Regions from separate parts of the Homo sapiens genome. Here region 1 is linked to region 2. Evidence: read pairs that join two places in POLR2A ChIA-PET (ENCODE). Cell type or tissue: GM12878. All regions are shown on one strand. Each heading gives the region's core, and the rest is flanking DNA. Links, peaks and the distances in the headings are about the cores only. Region 1 overlaps OPA3 (outer mitochondrial membrane lipid metabolism regulator OPA3). Region 2 holds the start of PTGIR (prostaglandin I2 receptor).

Region 1 (4,380 bases), core at 335-4,334, 1.1 Mb after region 2:
GTTGCCGATAGTGGTCTTGAACTCATGGGCCCAGGTGATCCTCACCGCTTGGCCTCCCAAAGTGCTGGGGTACAAGTGTGAGCCACCATGCCTGTCTAGTTTATTTTGTTATTTTGTTTATTACTCTTAATAAAAGTGTATTCTTTTCTTTTATTACAGTATATGAATATGCCATGCTTTGTTTAATAACTGTCCTAGTGATGGGCATTTGGGTTGTTTCCAAGTTATTGCAAGTAAAGGTGCTATGAACATTTGTGTACAAGCCTTTATATGGATGTTTTCATTTCTCTTGGTAGAAATGAAATTCTCCCAGTAATTATCTAGGAGTAAAATTTCTGGGTTATATGGTAAGGTTATATTTAATTTTATAAGCAGCTGGCTGAGCCAGGTGCGGTGGCTCACGCCTGTAATCCCAGCACTTTGGGAGGCTAAGGCGGGCGGATCACAAGGTCAGGAGATTGAGACCAGCCTGGCCAACATGGTGAAACCCTGTCTCTACTAAAAATACAAAAAAAAAATTAGCTGGGCATGGTGGCACGTGCCTGTAGTCCCAGCTATTTGGGAAGCTGAGGCAGGAGAATCACTCGAACCTAGGAGGCAGAGGTTGCAGTGAGTCGAGATCATCCACTGCACTCCAGCCTGGGCGACAGAGCGAGACTCCGTCTCAAAAAAAAAAAAAAGAGAAAAATCAGGCTGGTGGATCATCTAAGGGAGTGGTGGCTCACTCCTGTAATCCCAGCTCATTGGGACTCCAAGGCGGGTATTATCATCTGAGGTCAGGAGTTAGAGACCAGCCTGGCCAACATGGCAGAGCCCTAACTCTACTAAAAATACAAAAATTAGCAGGGCACAGTGGTCTGCGCCTGTAATCCCAGATACTCGGGAGGCTGAGGCAGGAGAATCACTTGAACCCTGGCAGCAGAGGTTGCAGTGAGCTGAGATTGCGCCTTTGCACTCCAGCCTGGGCGACAGAGCAAGACTCCATCTCAAAAAACAATAATAATAATAAAAAAAAGAATATTAAACCAATCTTATATTCCTGCAGAAATCCCACTTGATTATGCTATATTATCTTTTTTATATATTGCTGGCTTTCGTTTGCTAATATTTTCCTAAAGATTTCATCTGTGGTCATCAGTGACATATTCTATAATTTTATTTTCTTGTATGTCTTTGTCAGATTTGATTGATTGATTGATTTGATTAAGACCAAGTGTCACTCTGTCACCCAGGCTGCAGTACAGTGGCAGGATCATGGCTCACTGCAGCCTTGAACCTGGGGGCTCAAGTGATCCTCCTTTCTGAGCCTTCTGAGTAGCTGGGGCCACAGGCATGCACCACCACGTACAGCTAATTTAAAAATCTTTTTGTGGCCGGGCGCGGTGGCTCATGGCTATAATCCCAGCCTCTGGGAGGCTGAGGCAGGTGGATCACTTAAGGTCAGGAGTTCAAGACCAGCCTTACCAATATGGTGAAACCCTGTCTCTACTAGAATTACAAAAATTAGCCGTAATTAGACTAAATACAAAAGTTAGTCTCACTCTGTCGCCCGGGTTGGAGTGCAATGGCATGATCTCAGCTCACCACAACCTCCGCCTCCCAGGTTCAAGCGATTCTCCTGCATCAGCCTCCCGGGTAGCTGGGATTACAGGGTCATGCCACCATGCCCGGCTAATTTTTGTATTTTTACTAGAGACGGGTTTTTACCATGTTGGCCAGGCTGGTCTCAAACTCCTGACCTCAGGTGATCCACCCGCCTCGACCTCCCAAAGCGCTGGGATTACAGGCGTGAGCCACCACGCCCAGCCACTAGACATCAAATTATGTAATGCGTGCAGTTTCGATCAGTGGTATACTAATAGAAATTGCATGATAATGCAATCCAAGAGAAAATTTTGTTTTTTGTTTTTTGTTTTGTTTTTTGAGACGGAGTCTTGCTCTATCACCAGGCTGGAGTGCAGTGGCACCATCTCGGCTCACTGCAACCTCCGCCTCCCAGGTTCAAGCAATTCTCCTACCTCAGCCTCCGAAGTAGCTGGGACCACAGGCGTGTGCCACCACGCCCAGCTAATTTTTTTTTTTTCTTTATTTTTAGTAGAGATGAGGTTTCACCATGTTGGCCAGGATGGTCTCGATCTCTTGACCTCGTGATCCGCCCACCTCGGTCTCCCGAAGTGCTGGGATTACAGGCGTGAGCCACCACGCCCGGCCGAGAAAAGTTTTAACTAAAATCACAAAGAATGAAATTTTTGATTTTAATTTATAGATACATTTTTGTTTCAGAGACTTATGATAGGACATTTGAGCATAAAAAAGTCACATTAGGATAAAACTTTATAGAGAAAGTAAAATGTAGGTGGAACTTCAAAGATAGCAGGGAACAATGCAAACTCTTAAAAAAGAGATAGTTGGTGTATTTTTAAATGGCTTTGGAGGGAGACAGAGAAGCAGGGGTCTGGGAGCCACTGGGATGTCTTTGACCCAGATCCTTCCCATCGTCATCACCTCATGGCCAGGCTCACAGCTAAGCAGAGCCCCTATCTGGACCTCAGTGGCAGGTGTGGTTTTGTCCCCAGCAACACCAGGCAGGGTTACTGGAGTTCAAGGCCAAGGCTGAGTGGGCTCTTGATGTCTGCATTGCCCACCAGCCCCATGCCAGAGGAACAGGCTTGTTTTCAGTGTGGCACTTGCCCCCTGGGCTGTTCTCAGAGTCCTCCTGGTTTACCCCCAGTCAAGGAGGGATCCTGGGCTTAACCCCACCCTCAGTCACTTTGCATGTGTGGTCCTAGTCTCCAGTTCCTTCTGCTTCTTGTCACCGCCCTTTCCCCCTCTCCCCTTCTTCCCTCTACCTGCCCCCCTTCCAGGGTGCCTAGGTCTCAGCAGCCTCCCTGCTGGCTCAGTTACCTCTCAGCCATCTGCTCCCGCCTCAAGGCTTGCATTGATTCCCTCCCCTTCCGCCTAGTCGCATACCCTCCCAACCCCCCCACCCCCACCCTGATGCTTCTCTTTGTTCTTGTGGCTTCTGCTGTCTTTCCTTCCAGGACTGCTATTTTATTGGGTCTTGAGGAGGGAGCAGAGGTGCAGAGGTATAGGCTTAACCTGTGGAATCCTGGGGGCCAAGGTGGCTTGTTTGATTTTTTTGAAAAAAGTTTTAATTATCTGTTTTGGTCAGGCACAGTGGTGCACACCGGTAATCCCAGCACTTTGGGAGGCCAAGACAGGCCGATTGCTTGAGCTCAGGAGTTCAAGACCAGCCTGGGCAACATGACAAAATCTCATCTGTATTTAAAAAAAAAAAAAAAGGCCGGGCGCGGTGGCTCACACCTGTAATCCCAGCACTTTGGGAGGCCGAGGCAGGTGGATCATGAGGTCAGAAGTTTGAGACCAGCCTGGCCAACATGGTGAAACCCCATCTCTACTAAAAGTACAAAAATTAGCAGGGCATGGTGGCGTGCGCCTGTAGTCCCAGCTACTTGGGAGGCTGAGGTGGGAGGACTGTTTGATCGCTGGGATTCCAGGCCACAGTAAGCCATGATCCTGCTACTGTACTTCAGTCTGGGTGACAGAGTGAAACCCTGTCTCAAAACAAAAACAAAAAACAAGACTTCCTTACTCTATTTCAGCTGCTGACAGAAATGCTGGAATTTGTGAGATTATAGTGTCAGAGGGTCTCTCTTGGCTTTTTAATTGTTATCATAGGCTGGGCACAGTGACTCACACCTGTAATCCCAGCACTTTGGGAGGCCGAGGCGGGTGGATCACAAGGTCAGGAGATCGAGACCATCCTGGCTAACACGGTGAAACCCCGTCTCTACTAAAAATACAAAAATTAGCTGGGCATGGTGGCGGGCGCCTGTAGTCCCAGCTACTCAGGAGGCTGAGGCAGGAGAACGGTGTGAACCTGGGAGGCGGAGCTTGCAGTGAGCCAAGATCGAGCCACTGCACTCCAGCCTGGGCGACACAGTGAGACTCCGACTCTAAAACAAACAAAAAAATTGTTATCATACACTATGCTGCAGGATTAAGGAGCCCAGCAAGGCCTTTCCCACCTGGACGGGTGAACCTGACATAAATGCCCAGAAGCAGAATGACTGACTCCAGGGTGTGCAAGGATTTACACTTACACCAGCAAATGGGTGAGAAGGTCCATTTCCTCACAGTCGAGCCACCTGGGGGCTGTTTCTGTTTTCATTTTTCTACTTTGAACTAATTTTAGACCCACAGAAGAGTTACAATAAAAGTACAGAGAGTTCCCACATACCTTTCACCCAGAGTCTCCGGATGATAACATTTTACATAACCACAATGCAATGAGGCGACCCAGGAAATGAACACTGGTATAAAGCCTGCAGGCCTCATTCCTATCTCAGCAGTGTTTCC
Region 2 (4,304 bases), core at 1-4,000:
GGGGTGAGCAGGCAAGCTGAGGAGGGTGGGAAGGAGGGAGGGACGGAGGGAGGAGGGAAGGAGAAGCTGACACACAGACCGACACAGGCAGCGAGAGACACGAGGAGCAAAGCAAGTGAAGGCACAGACGCACGGGACAGGAGAGCCTGGGCAAGACTGGAGAGGTGCGGTGAGGGGCTGGGGATGCAGCAACACAGAGCAGGAGCAGGTAGAGGGTGTGGGGTTAGAGGGAGAAAGGTACGGGGAGGACAAGGACAAGGGAGGGGACAGAGACAGGGAGATATCAGCAAGAGACCGAGAGACAGGGAGGGAAAGAACTGGCAATGCCCGGATGTTCTCTGTCTCTTTAATGGCAGAAACAGAGCTAGAGAAGGAAAGAAACAGGAGGTGGTGGGGGGGTGGTGGGTGTCAGGCATGGTGGCTCACACCTGTAATCTCAGCACTTTGGGAAGCCAAGGTGGATGGATCACCTGAGGTCAGGAGTTCGAGACCAGCCTGACCAACATGGTGGAACCCCGTCTCTACTGAAAATACAAAAATTAGCTGGGCGTGGTAGTGGACGCCTGTAATCTCATCTACTCCAGAGGCTGGGGCAGGAGAATCGCTTGAACCCAGGAGGTGGAGGTTGCAGTGAGCCGAGATCATGCCATTGCTCTCCATCCTGGACAACAGAGTGAGACTCTGTCTCAAAAGAAACGAAAGAAAAGAAAGAGAGAAAGAGAAACAGGAAGGTGGGGAGAGACAGAGAGAGATACTGGAGAAGCCAGAGGGGAGAGGACTGCATACCCGCACACACAGGAGAACTGGGGGTTGGCTGGGAGGCCCCAGCTGCCAAAAGGACTGGCCAGCAGGGACATCTGAGTGGGCTGGGTGGTGGGGGTAGCCCTGGCTCCCTCTGACCCCCCACCTTGGGAACCCTCCAGCCCAGACCTGGGATGGCGGATTCGTGCAGGAACCTCACCTACGTGCGGGGCTCGGTGGGGCCGGCCACCAGCACCCTGATGTTCGTGGCCGGTGTGGTGGGCAACGGGCTGGCCCTGGGCATCCTGAGCGCACGGCGACCGGCGCGCCCCTCGGCCTTCGCGGTGCTGGTGACCGGACTGGCGGCCACCGACCTGCTGGGCACCAGCTTCCTGAGCCCGGCCGTGTTCGTGGCCTATGCGCGCAACAGCTCCCTGCTGGGCCTGGCCCGAGGCGGCCCCGCCCTGTGCGATGCCTTCGCCTTCGCCATGACCTTCTTCGGCCTGGCGTCCATGCTCATCCTCTTTGCCATGGCCGTGGAGCGCTGCCTGGCGCTGAGCCACCCCTACCTCTACGCGCAGCTGGACGGGCCCCGCTGCGCCCGCCTGGCGCTGCCAGCCATCTACGCCTTCTGCGTCCTCTTCTGCGCGCTGCCCCTGCTGGGCCTGGGCCAACACCAGCAGTACTGCCCCGGCAGCTGGTGCTTCCTCCGCATGCGCTGGGCCCAGCCGGGCGGCGCCGCCTTCTCGCTGGCCTACGCCGGCCTGGTGGCCCTGCTGGTGGCTGCCATCTTCCTCTGCAACGGCTCGGTCACCCTCAGCCTCTGCCGCATGTACCGCCAGCAGAAGCGCCACCAGGGCTCTCTGGGTCCACGGCCGCGCACCGGAGAGGACGAGGTGGACCACCTGATCCTGCTGGCCCTCATGACAGTGGTCATGGCCGTGTGCTCCCTGCCTCTCACGGTGAGTCCCCTCCGGAGCTGGGAGGAGTGGGGAGAGGAGGAGGGCAGCTCTGTGGGTTGTGCCCATGTCACAGATGGGGAGACTGAGGCTCAAAAGAGGTGAGACATCGTGGGCATGGTGGCTCACGCCTGTAATCCCAGCATGTAGAAAGGCCGAGGCAGGACCGGATGCGGTGGCTCACACCTGTAATCCCAGCACTTTGGGAGGCCGAGGCCGGCGGATCATTTGAGGTCAGGAGTTCGAGACCAGTCTGGCCAACATGATGAAACCCTGTCTCTACTAAAAATACAACAAATAAATAAATAAAAAGTAGCCGGACGTAGTGGCACATGCCTGAAGTCCCAGCTACTTGGGAGGCTGAGCCAGGAGAATCGCTTGAACCCCGGAGGCGGAGGTTGCAGTGAGCTGAGATCGTGCCACTGCACTATAGCCTGGGTGACAGAGTGAGACCCCGTCCCAAAAAAAAAAAAAAAAAAATAAGAAAAAAAAGAAAAAGAAAGGCGAGGCAGGACGATCACTTGAGCCCAGAGGTTTGAGACCAGCCTGGGCAACATGGTGAAACCCCATCTCTATGAAACATTTAAAAATTAGCCTGGCATGATGGCCTGTGCCTGTGGTCTCAGCTACTTGTGAGGCTGAGGTGGGAGGATTGCTCCGGCCTGGGAGGTTGAGGCTGCAGTGAGCTGTGATTATACCACTGCATCCCAGCCTAGCTGACAGAGCAAGACCTTGTCTCAAAACAAAAACAAAGAAAACAAAAACAAATCAGACAGAGGCTTGGTCCTCAGTCAGACAGCTCCTGGCTTTCTGGAGGGGTCTTTCTGCATCTGACTTCTTCTGATACCTTGTCTCCCAGCTTAGGCATCCTGAGCCCCCCATGATGAAATGCATCCCCCATCCTTCCCCACCCCTGTAATGACAAGACCACCACTCATTGAGCACTTCTCTATGCCCGCCCCGTGCTTAGTGGCTTACAGATACTTCCTAAGATAATTTTCAAAATGATCATAGCCACCCATTCCACAGTATTTGGCAGGAAACCAAGAGAACGTTCTCTCCCATCCCCGTTTTTACAGATGAGGGGCAGTGTCTTTCGCCCAGTCACACAGAGCCAGGTCCTGGTCCTGGGTCCTTCCATTGTAGAGCCTGATCTCCCACCTACCTGGCTCCCCTCTGCCTCAGAGCAGGCCCCACCCTTGCCTCTGCACCTCGGTTTCCTGCGGGGACCCCGTCCTGCCCCTCCCCAATGGGAGTGGCACAGACCCTGGTACCCACTCAGTGTCTGTGACACCTGGTCGTGCCACCTTTCTTCTGAGCTTCAGTTTCTGTTTCTGTAAAATGCAAGAGGCCAGGCCGGATTGGGGGGTCCTTAAATCTTTTTTGGGGGTTACTCTGACTCAGAGACTCAGATGCCGTGGACAGATACACACAGGCACCACCGCAGCTCTGCGGCAGTTTCAGGGGGCCCAGCCGGGTGGCGCCACCTTCTTGCAGGGACGTTATACTCAAAAATCTGTGGAGCCCGAGGGTCCTCCCAGCTTCCAAGGGTGGGGGGACCCACATACCTGGCCCCCATCCCTCTCCCCTTAGGCATCTCTGGCAATTTCCTGGGGCTTTCTCTCCCTGTGTTCCCCAGATACATTTGTTACTTAGTCTTTATCTTATCTCCTTCCCCTCTGACATGTCACCCCTACCTCATCCCTGGTAAGCAAGTGGGAGGAGGGAGCCAGGGTGGGGAGGCTGAGGACTCCTGGGTGCTCCTTGACGCCCTCACCCTGCCCTCAGATCCGCTGCTTCACCCAGGCTGTCGCCCCTGACAGCAGCAGTGAGATGGGGGACCTCCTTGCCTTCCGCTTCTACGCCTTCAACCCCATCCTGGACCCCTGGGTCTTCATCCTTTTCCGCAAGGCTGTCTTCCAGCGACTCAAGCTCTGGGTCTGCTGCCTGTGCCTCGGGCCTGCCCACGGAGACTCGCAGACACCCCTTTCCCAGCTCGCCTCAGGGAGGAGGGACCCAAGGGCCCCCTCTGCTCCTGTGGGAAAGGAGGGGAGCTGCGTGCCTTTGTCGGCTTGGGGCGAGGGGCAGGTGGAGCCCTTGCCTCCCACACAGCAGTCCAGCGGCAGCGCCGTGGGAACGTCGTCCAAAGCAGAAGCCAGCGTCGCCTGCTCCCTCTGCTGACATTTCAAGCTGACCCTGTGATCTCTGCCCTGTCTTCGGGCGACAGGAGCCAGAAAATCAGGGACATGGCTGATGGCTGCGGATGCTGGAACCTTGGCCCCCAAACTCTGGGGCCGATCAGCTGCTGTTTCTCCTGCGGCAGGGCAGTCGCTGCTGGCTCTGGGAAGAGAGTGAGGGACAGAGGAAACGTTTATCCTGGAGTGCAGAAAGAATGGTTCTCTCAAAATAACCAGTGGCCTGGCCGACCTGCTCTGGCCCTGGATTCCCCATCCATCTCATTGTCTAAATATTTAGAAGGCGGAGAAGTTCCCAGAGGCTTCTGTACAGTCAGGTCTGCTCTGGTCTGGGTGCTGGCTCCAATCTGCGTCCACTTAGGAGGCCCAACTGCCCACCCCAAGTCCCCAGGGGATGGCCCTCCCCCTC

What was found. Peaks named below come from ENCODE experiments on the same cell type or tissue, not always from the same donor. Only the 100,000 strongest peaks of a DNase experiment are listed, where the experiment ranks them.
Region 1: POLR2A ChIA-PET joins it to region 2 with 6 read pairs; 1 of 35 experiments calls an interaction of 5 or more read pairs at or near these places.

What each region holds. Positions count from the first base shown.
Region 1 is chr19:45,562,776-45,567,155 of GRCh38, reverse strand. The region is part of intron 1 of OPA3 (outer mitochondrial membrane lipid metabolism regulator OPA3); the gene reads left to right. Among named protein-coding and RNA genes, the nearest start is that of OPA3, 20 kb to the left of the region's middle. RefSeq lists a silencer at 2,671-2,720 and enhancers at 2,112-2,909, 2,910-3,707. In GM12878, for the core only: no CTCF peak of the experiment used is centred there; a DNase peak (open chromatin) is centred at 4,255; H3K4me3 peaks cover 737 bases; H3K27ac peaks cover 1,538 bases.
Region 2 is chr19:46,620,857-46,625,160 of GRCh38, reverse strand. PTGIR (prostaglandin I2 receptor) reads left to right here and starts at 72. Exons shown (of 3, transcript NM_000960.4): 1 at 72-164; 2 at 924-1,703; 3 at 3,489-4,304. The coding sequence starts at 936. The coding sequence ends at 3,881. RefSeq lists an enhancer at 3,778-4,292. In GM12878, for the core only: a CTCF peak has its summit at 3,174; no DNase peak of the experiment used is centred there; H3K4me3 peaks cover 3,750 bases; H3K27ac peaks cover 2,528 bases.